Regions from separate parts of the Mus musculus genome. Here region 2 is linked to region 1. A link is a loop called in an ENCODE intact Hi-C map of the cell type or tissue named here. Cell type or tissue: left cerebral cortex. All regions are shown on one strand. Region 1 holds the start of Icam4 (intercellular adhesion molecule 4, Landsteiner-Wiener blood group). Region 2 holds the start of Dnmt1 (DNA methyltransferase (cytosine-5) 1).

Evidence for each region. Peaks named below come from ENCODE experiments on the same cell type or tissue, not always from the same donor. Only the 100,000 strongest peaks of a DNase experiment are listed, where the experiment ranks them.
Region 2: a loop joins it to region 1, with 4 times the contacts of the local background. A loop is called at or near these places in 1 of 42 quality-filtered maps.

The regions. Positions count from the first base shown.
Region 1 is chr9:21,027,725-21,031,724 of GRCm38, forward strand. It overlaps Icam1 (intercellular adhesion molecule 1), which reads left to right. Exons shown (of 7, transcript NM_010493.3): 7 at 47-1,090. The coding sequence ends at 222. Icam4 (intercellular adhesion molecule 4, Landsteiner-Wiener blood group) reads left to right here and starts at 1,708. Exons shown (of 3, transcript NM_023892.3): 1 at 1,708-2,099; 2 at 2,213-2,518; 3 at 2,658-2,872. The coding sequence starts at 1,730. The coding sequence ends at 2,770. In left cerebral cortex, CTCF peaks have their summits at 1,938 (motif pointing left), 3,207 (motif pointing right) and 3,420; DNase peaks (open chromatin) are centred at 1,932, 2,374, 3,209 and 3,808; H3K4me3 peaks cover 1,483 bases; H3K27ac peaks cover 686 bases.
Region 2 is chr9:20,950,683-20,954,682 of GRCm38, forward strand. It overlaps Dnmt1 (DNA methyltransferase (cytosine-5) 1), which reads right to left and starts at 2,297. Exons shown (of 39, transcript NM_001199431.1): 1 at 2,026-2,297. The coding sequence starts at 2,105. In left cerebral cortex, CTCF peaks have their summits at 2,472 and 3,910 (motif pointing left); DNase peaks (open chromatin) are centred at 919, 1,944 and 2,258; H3K4me3 peaks cover 2,139 bases; H3K27ac peaks cover 1,481 bases.

The DNA.
Region 1 (4,000 bases):
GCCAGGGCCTCAAGTCTCACCATTCCCTTCTGTCTCTACCACACAGACCACTCTCAAAATAACTGGACTATAATCATTCTGGTGCCAGTACTGCTGGTCATTGTGGGCCTCGTGATGGCAGCCTCTTATGTTTATAACCGCCAGAGAAAGATCAGGATATACAAGTTACAGAAGGCTCAGGAGGAGGCCATAAAACTCAAGGGACAAGCCCCACCTCCCTGAGCCTGCTGGATGAGACTCCTGCCTGGACCCCCTGCAGGGCAACAGCTGCTGCTGCTTTTGAACAGAATGGTAGACAGCATTTACCCTCAGCCACTTCCTCTGGCTGTCACAGAACAGGATGGTGGCCTGGGGGATGCACACTTGTAGCCTCAGAGCTAAGAGGACTCGGTGGATGGAGCAAGACTGTGAACACGTGTGACCCGGACCCACCTACAGCCCGGTGGACCTTCAGCCAAGAAACGCTGACTTCATTCTCTATTGCCCCTGCTGAGGGGCTCCTGCCTAAGGAAGACATGATATCCAGTAGACACAAGCAAGAAGACCACACTTCCCCCCGACACAGGAAAGCTGAGACATTGTCCCCAACTCTTCTTGATGTATTTATTAATTTAGAGTTTTACCAGCTATTTATTGAGTACCCTGTATATAGTAGATCAGTGAGGAGGTGAATGTATAAGTTATGGCCTGGACCCTGCTGCAGATGCTGTGAGAGTCTGGGGAAAGATCACATGGGTCGAGGGTTTCTCTACTGGTCAGGATGCTTTTCTCATAAGGGTCGACTTTTTTCACCAGTCACATAAACACTATGTGGACTGGCAGTGGTTCTCTGCTCCTCCACATCCTGGAGCGTCCCAGCACCTCCCCACCTACTTTTGTTCCCAATGTCAGCCACCATGCCTTAGCAGCTGAACAATCGAGCCTCATGCTCATGAAATCATGGTCCCAGGCGGCTCCACCTCAAAGAGAAAGCCTGGAAGGAAATGTTCCAACTCCTTAGAAGGGTCGTGCAAGCTGCTGTGGGAGGGTAAGCACCCCTCCCAGCACAGAAACCTTTCCTTTGAATCAATAAAGTTTTATGTCGGCCTGAGTGTCTTGTGAGTTTGTGTACAGTCATCACATCAGTTAGGCAAAGCCCTAAGGACTGCCGACTCCCATAATGCCTCAGGGTTGTCTGGTAACCTAACCCTAACTCTGAGTCTGTGGATCAGGTTGGTCCCCACCCCCACCCCCTTTCTTTTTTGAGACAGGTTCTCTTTGTGGCCATGGATGTCCTGAAATCTGCTATGTGGAATGGGCTGGCCTTGACTTCACAAAGATGGGCCAACCTGTCTCCTGAATGCTAGGACTAAATGACAAAGCCACTGCCATGTCTAGTAAAATCTACGTTAGATAGACAGGGTTTCCCAGTGTAGATCAGGATGGCCTTGAACTTACAGAGATCTGCCTCCCTGGGAGTGCTGGGATCAAAGGCATGTGCCATCACCAAGCGTTATTTTATTTTTTAATTTTTAAAGACTTCTTGGGGCTTACGTAAAAACTAAAGAGCAGGTCCAGAACTGTGCAATGGCTTTTGGTTGATTGTAGGGTCTGATGGGAGGGGAGGCAGGTATCTTCATCAGGGCCGGCCGAGGCCCATTCTGGGGCGTGGCCAGGGTGCCTTCTTATCTCCTGCGGCCAGCCTAAACTCCCTGGCGTTCCGCCCGCACTTCAGCGCGGGCTTTGTGCCATGGAGTCTGCCCTTCTGCTCCCGTCGCTTTTGCTGGTGGCTGCCTATCCGAGGGGTGGGAGCCCCCAGCAAGAGTGGATGCAAAGTCCTCCCGCGCCTTCCGTGACCTCAGCACCTTTCTGGGTGCGTCTTAATCCAGAGCTAGAGGCCGTGCCTCCCGGGGGCTCAGCGTGGCTTAACTGCAGCCACAACTGCCCCCTGCCGGTGCATTCCAGCCTGCGCACCCAACTGCGGCAGGGAAAGATAGTTAATGGATCCGGCTGGGTATCTTACCAGCTACTGGATGTGAGGGCCTGGAATTCCAAGGTGCGCTGCGTCGTCACTTGCGCAGGAGAAACCCGAGAGGCCACCGCCAGGATCACTGCTTACAGTGAGGGAGACCGGGGCTCAGGCCGGGCTGGGGTGAGGGGAGAGGGGTGGAGGAAGCGGATAGATGGTAATTGCTTTAAGGGGTGCCTGTGGGCCTTATCTCTCTTGCCTTAGAACGGCCCAGAAGCGTGATCTTGGAGCCTCCGGTCCTAGTGGGCCACAAGTACACTCTGCGATGCTATGTGACACACGTGTTCCCAGTGGGATTCTTGGTGGTGAGCCTGAGAAGAGGTGGCCGAGTGATTTATCATGAAAGCCTGGAGCGCTTCACCGGTTCAGATTTGGCTAATGTCACTTTGACCTACGTGATGCGGGCCGGACTCAACGACCTCTGGCAGCCACTCACCTGCCATGCGCGCCTCAATCTCGACGGGCTAGTGGTGCGCAGCAGCTCGGCACCTGTTATGTTGACAGTCCTCGGTGAGGCATCCTGTAATCCCAGGGAATGGGTGCGGGAGAGGGGATGTTGCCACTCCAAGGGGGCCTGCAGAACAGGCGTGGGCTCCACGCTTGGCGGTCCTCAGACCTCCTAGTTCCTGATTTTCACTCCTGCCCACAGCTTTAAGCCCAGCCTCTATAGCCTTGGCCTCTACCTCCATCGCAACCCTGGTGGGGATCCTCCTGGCTGTGGGGGCTGTCTACGTGCGCAAGTACCTGGCTGTGCAGACTTAGTTATAGATCTGTTTTCGATGCCTGACAAGAGGGAGGGGAAAAGAACTTCAGAGTAATTAATTCAGAGACTCTTATTGAAACAATAAAGTCTTCCTCCTCAGTCTCTGCCTTACGGTTCTTGGAGAAAGTGGTTTCTTTTTTAAGGTACCTTACTTTTTCCAAATTCCTTACGTAGGGGCTGAAGATTAGTAGATTAGAGGTAGTACTGGAGGAAACAACACCTTGAAATTTCTCCTTCAAGGCCAGCATGGGGTCCTAGAACCCGAGTTCCTCTGCGTAGAGTTTTGTTAGCTTTATTTGTGCGGGGCAGAAAGACTAAACTGACCTCCCCTCCAGGGCTGACTCTTGGTATGGCTTTTTCTGATTGGCTCCGCTGATACAGGCCGGAGCTCTGATTGGAGGCTAAGTTTCCCTTCTCCTCCCTCCTTTTCCACTACGGAGCCTGTGCGTTACTAGAGAAGGCCAGCGGGTGGAGCTAGACCTGATTCCCCAAGGTTATCATTAATTGGGGGGGGGGGGGGAGGTAGAAACACTCGAGTAGGCGGGGCCTTCTTCAAGTAGTAGAGGAAGCGGCTAACTAGATAGGAAATCTAGCATAGCAACAAGTTAAGAGATGATTGTTCAGGCCACGTGAGCTGTCACAGACTTGCTTCCTGGCGTTGTGCTTGTTGTCTCCGAGTCTGGTATGTATGTAGAGAGGGATGTCAAAGCTGGGGTCAAAGTGTCCCCAGTTGATCTTTTGGTCCAGCGTGAATTGCAGAATCTCGCACTAGTTACCCAGTAGAGGCGGCCACACTCCTGGCGAGGAGGGCGCAGAAGCTCTGCTGAGAGACTAGACACACAACAGCGTTGTAGACACATTCCCGCTGCACTCTGGGTAAATAAAGATCGGGTGCCGGAGTCGACTCTAATTTAGAAGCCTGCGAACGCTGCGCACACGCACACGTGTCCGAGTCTTGCTGGCACTTGATCCCCCTCTTCCTTCGCCGCGTGCGCGGAGGAGGTCTTAGGGGCGTGGCTCCCATACTTAGCCTGCTGGAGGTCAAAACGAAACCTCAGTTAAGGAAGGCATCCTCACATTCTCCTCTTAGAACCACATTTCCTGCATACTATTGACTCCCCAAGCTAATACAAGCAACCTCTCCATCCACCCTTGCTCAAACAGGCGCTGGTGGGAGGGACCGAGGATGGGCGTGGCTTGGAGACCCAGCGCGTTGTCTCAGACTCTAT
Region 2 (4,000 bases), 77 kb before region 1:
AAGGGGTCCTGACTGCCACACAAGCTGTAGCATAGACCCACATACACACTTAAAGACTTACAATCCAAATGTTGAAGATACTATATTTTATATATCCAGAGGAACTATGCACACTTCTATTTAAACAAACTGCCATTTAAATACAGAATAGCAGCATGGACGGAAGCTACCTCGAGGCCTACTCAGCTCCTGGACTATCCTCCCAAATGCAGGTACCTCTCAAATCTCATACTGTAGATATTTTGCTAGTAAGTTTTTCTAAATCAAGAAAAGCTAAGCTAGGCACAGTGTCACATTCCTGTAATCCCAGCACTTGGGTAGATACAAAAGACCAAGGCTAGCCTGGGTTAGACGGCCAGCCGGAGGCTAGCTTGGCCTACAGGAATCCCTTCCTGGAAATGAAAACAAAGCATACACAGGTAAACCAACCAACCCGAGAACAGGAAAGACAAAAGACAGAAAGGCAGGTTACAGACTGTCTAACTTTAAAAAACCAAATACTTTAATTATGTATGTATTTTTTGGTAGTAAAAAGAAATCTGTTGAGGTGTCTCACAAAGGCTTCAGATTTTTATGCCTATACAATCAAAAAACAAGCATTCAAAAAACGAACCCAAACCATCATGATGGCACATGTCAGTAATCCCAGCACTGAGAAGACACAGGCAGAGAGAGAGAGAGAGAATCCCAGGCCAGTCTCCAATACAAGTGAAAGGGCTGAAGGTGTAGCTCAGTACAGAGCTTCAGGTCCAACCCTGGGGGCGAGCTGGGGGCAGGGGTGTTTGACAAGGGGAATTCAGCCGCTTCTCCCACTTTATCCCCCAAAGCTCAAATGGGAATCGGCCTGGCATCACCCCAGTAAACTAACCCCCGGGATAGCAAAAGCAGACTCAGAATCGGGTTGGGATGTGTCCAGCACTAGCAGGGCACCTATGACTAATGCTCAATGACGCGCGGGACAAGCTTTCAGGAATGAACGGATTGACGATGCCCTTCTGGAACAGGAAGCGGGATCCAGTGTTCCCGCCAATCCTTGCACACAGCCGTCCTCATGGAGGCGTGGAAGGTACTAGTGGAGGGCCCATTACCCAGGTCTTCCTTGATTGCTTGGGGAGGGGGGGGGGAGAGGGGGGATTCATATGCACTGAAATGGGGGACTTTACCTGCCATCCCTCACTCCTCGAAATAAACACTGGACAATGTAAAAAGCTTCCTCGATGGCGCCAGGACCGAAAGAACTGGTTTACAGGGGCTAAAATAATAGGGCGGGGGCCGAGACATCTCACTACCATTCATCTTTCCTTCCCCCTGATAAACACTTTGAATGGAGTTAAAGGTTTCCTCGATTGCTCTGGGATCTCGGGACAGAGTTATGTCACTGCCAAAGTGGAGGGCCCATTCTGCAGCACCAGCTCTTTCCAGGCAGAGTCTCTTTGATAGCTCCAGGATCGCAGGAGCTCCTTTACGTTAGGATGAAAACAAAACAAAATCCCACGAGGGCTTCAAGCTGCCCAGGCCCGGCCCGGCAGGATGAGAGAGAAAAGGTCCTAGGACTTGACAGCGGGGCTGGGAAGGAGGGCCCTTCTGAACCAGGGCCAGGGGAACCGGCGGAGGGACCCTCGGGTGGGCGCGGCGGGATCTGCAGGGCACCGGAAGTGGAGGCTGGAGCGGAGTGGGGGCTTCAGGGTGTCCACAGGCCGGGAGAGGGGCACTTCCTGCACACCCAGGAGCCTGGCTGACCAAAGAGGGGAACCCCTGAGGGTGTCCCCAAGCTTGTTCTATTTCAGAGGGCTGATCCCCTTGCTCCCTCAAGCTCCCAGTCAATGGGCTTGCCAGCACCCCGGCCCCCACCCATTTTGGCGCCAACAGCTAAGGGCACGCGCGACAGGAAGCACAGCCCGCGCCAAACGCTGCCCCGCGCATGCGCGCCCTGGCTGTCAGCGGCCGCAGGGCCACCCGGAGATACCCCCAATATATGCCTCGGCATCGGTCCCGCCCCTCACCCCCACCCTGCGTGGCACCTACCGCCTGCGGACATGGTCCGGGAGCGAGCCTGCCGGGGAGGCAAGCGCAGGCACTCGGGCTGGAGCTGTTCGCGCTGGCATCTTGCAGGTTGCAGACGACAGAACAGCTCTGAACGAGACCCCGGCTTTTTCGCGCGCGCGGAAACCAATTGGGAGGGGGCGGCGCAAGCGGAAGCAGCATGTACCACACAGGGCAAGAGAGTGGGGGAAGACCATGCTATGCCCGAAGGGAGTGCGCATGCGCGCAACGGAGGCACCCACACCTCCTGGCTATAGTGGGCTCGTCCGTGCTGCGACTGGCGCCACCCACCTCCCCCTTGCCTGAAGAGGTGGCTCGGCACTTGAGAGCAGGTAGTGCTGCTCTTGCAGAGGATGACTCTGGTTTGCTTGCCAGCACCCGCATCCAGCCGCTCCAAGCCCCTGTAATTCCACTTCCAGGGGGTCCTACAGCCTCTTCTGGCCTCTATGGGCATTGCACTCACATGCACAAACACAACTTTAAAAAAAAAAAAATCTTTTGAGTCTGGCAGAGGCTGTGGCATGCATGCATTTGATTCCAGCACTCAGAATGCAAAAGCCAGAGGATCTCTGTGTATTGAGCCTGGTCTAAAAACAAAATCTTCTTGAAAAAGGAAAAAGGTAGGCGGTGGTGGCGCATGCCTGCAGTCCCTTACACTAAGGAGGCAGAGGCAGGCAGATCTCAGTTTGAGGTCAGCCAAGTCTATACAGTGGAGTTCTAGGACAGCCAGAGCCACACAGAGAAAGCCAGTCTCAAAACAAAACAAACAAAAGTGGGCTTGTCTGCGCAGTGGCTAGCTTCCTCCCTGGAGAGCACCCACCCACATCCAGCCACTCGAAGCCCTGTAACTCCACTTCCAGGGGAAGGCCGCTGTGGACACTGCTCTTAAATGCACCAACAATTTTTTAACCCAAGATAGGCTTGACTTTACTATCTATACAATAGATAATATGGTTGATCTTAAAGTTCAGACCTCCTGCCTCTCTCTGGTCTTGAGTGATGGATTTATGGGTATGCCCCACTGTAACTACCATCTTCACTGGAAGATGAAATGTGTGGTTCTGTAGTGTCTAACTATATGTCCATGATCCATATTTCTGGAACTTACATCTTCAGAAGGAGAAACTATAGGCATAACTCTATCCCCCTCCCCTTCTGCTCATCTTTTGTTACCATTTTGGTAAGAAATACATGAACCCTTAAACAAAAGGCCTCCCGTCTAACCCCATCTTCACCCCCTTGTCCTCTAAAACGACCATGAGCACACCATCTGGACTCTTCCTCAGTGGCTTCATCTATCAGAGCTGAAATCACCTCCTTAAAAAGATAATTCAGAAGTGAACTGGACCAATATACCAATGAAGTAGTATAGTGGTAAGGCCAGGAACCACTTCTGCCATCTGGGTTTAATAAAAAAAAAAAAAGCAGATCGCAGAGAAATGATATTTTCTATTTACCTTCCACATGGTATGGAAGGATTTAGAATATACAGTTCAACAGCAGAATATTAACCTCACAGCAGAAGCCTTGGGAGTCATCCCTAGCACCAGATGAATAAAAGAATGACCGAGGACCAGAAAGACAGCTGAGAGAACTGAGCCAGAAGTAGTCTCCCTCTGACCATGTGTGTAAGTTGACATCACATACCCACGCACATGTACACAAATGTGAAATTGTTAAAGAACTTTTCCCAACAAACCTAACTTTAAAAATCCTGAGGCACTGGGGATGGAGAGATGGCTCAGTAGTTAAGAGCACTGACTGCTCTTCCAGAGGTCCTGAGTTCAATTCCCAGCAACCACATGGTGGCTCACAACCATCTGTAATGGGGATTTGATGCCCTCTTCTGGTGTCTCTGAAGACAGCAACAGTGTACTCATATACATAAAATAAAAAAAAAAAAAAAATCCTGAGGCAGGCATGATAAAAGACATCTATTCTAGCACTTAGCATCTAA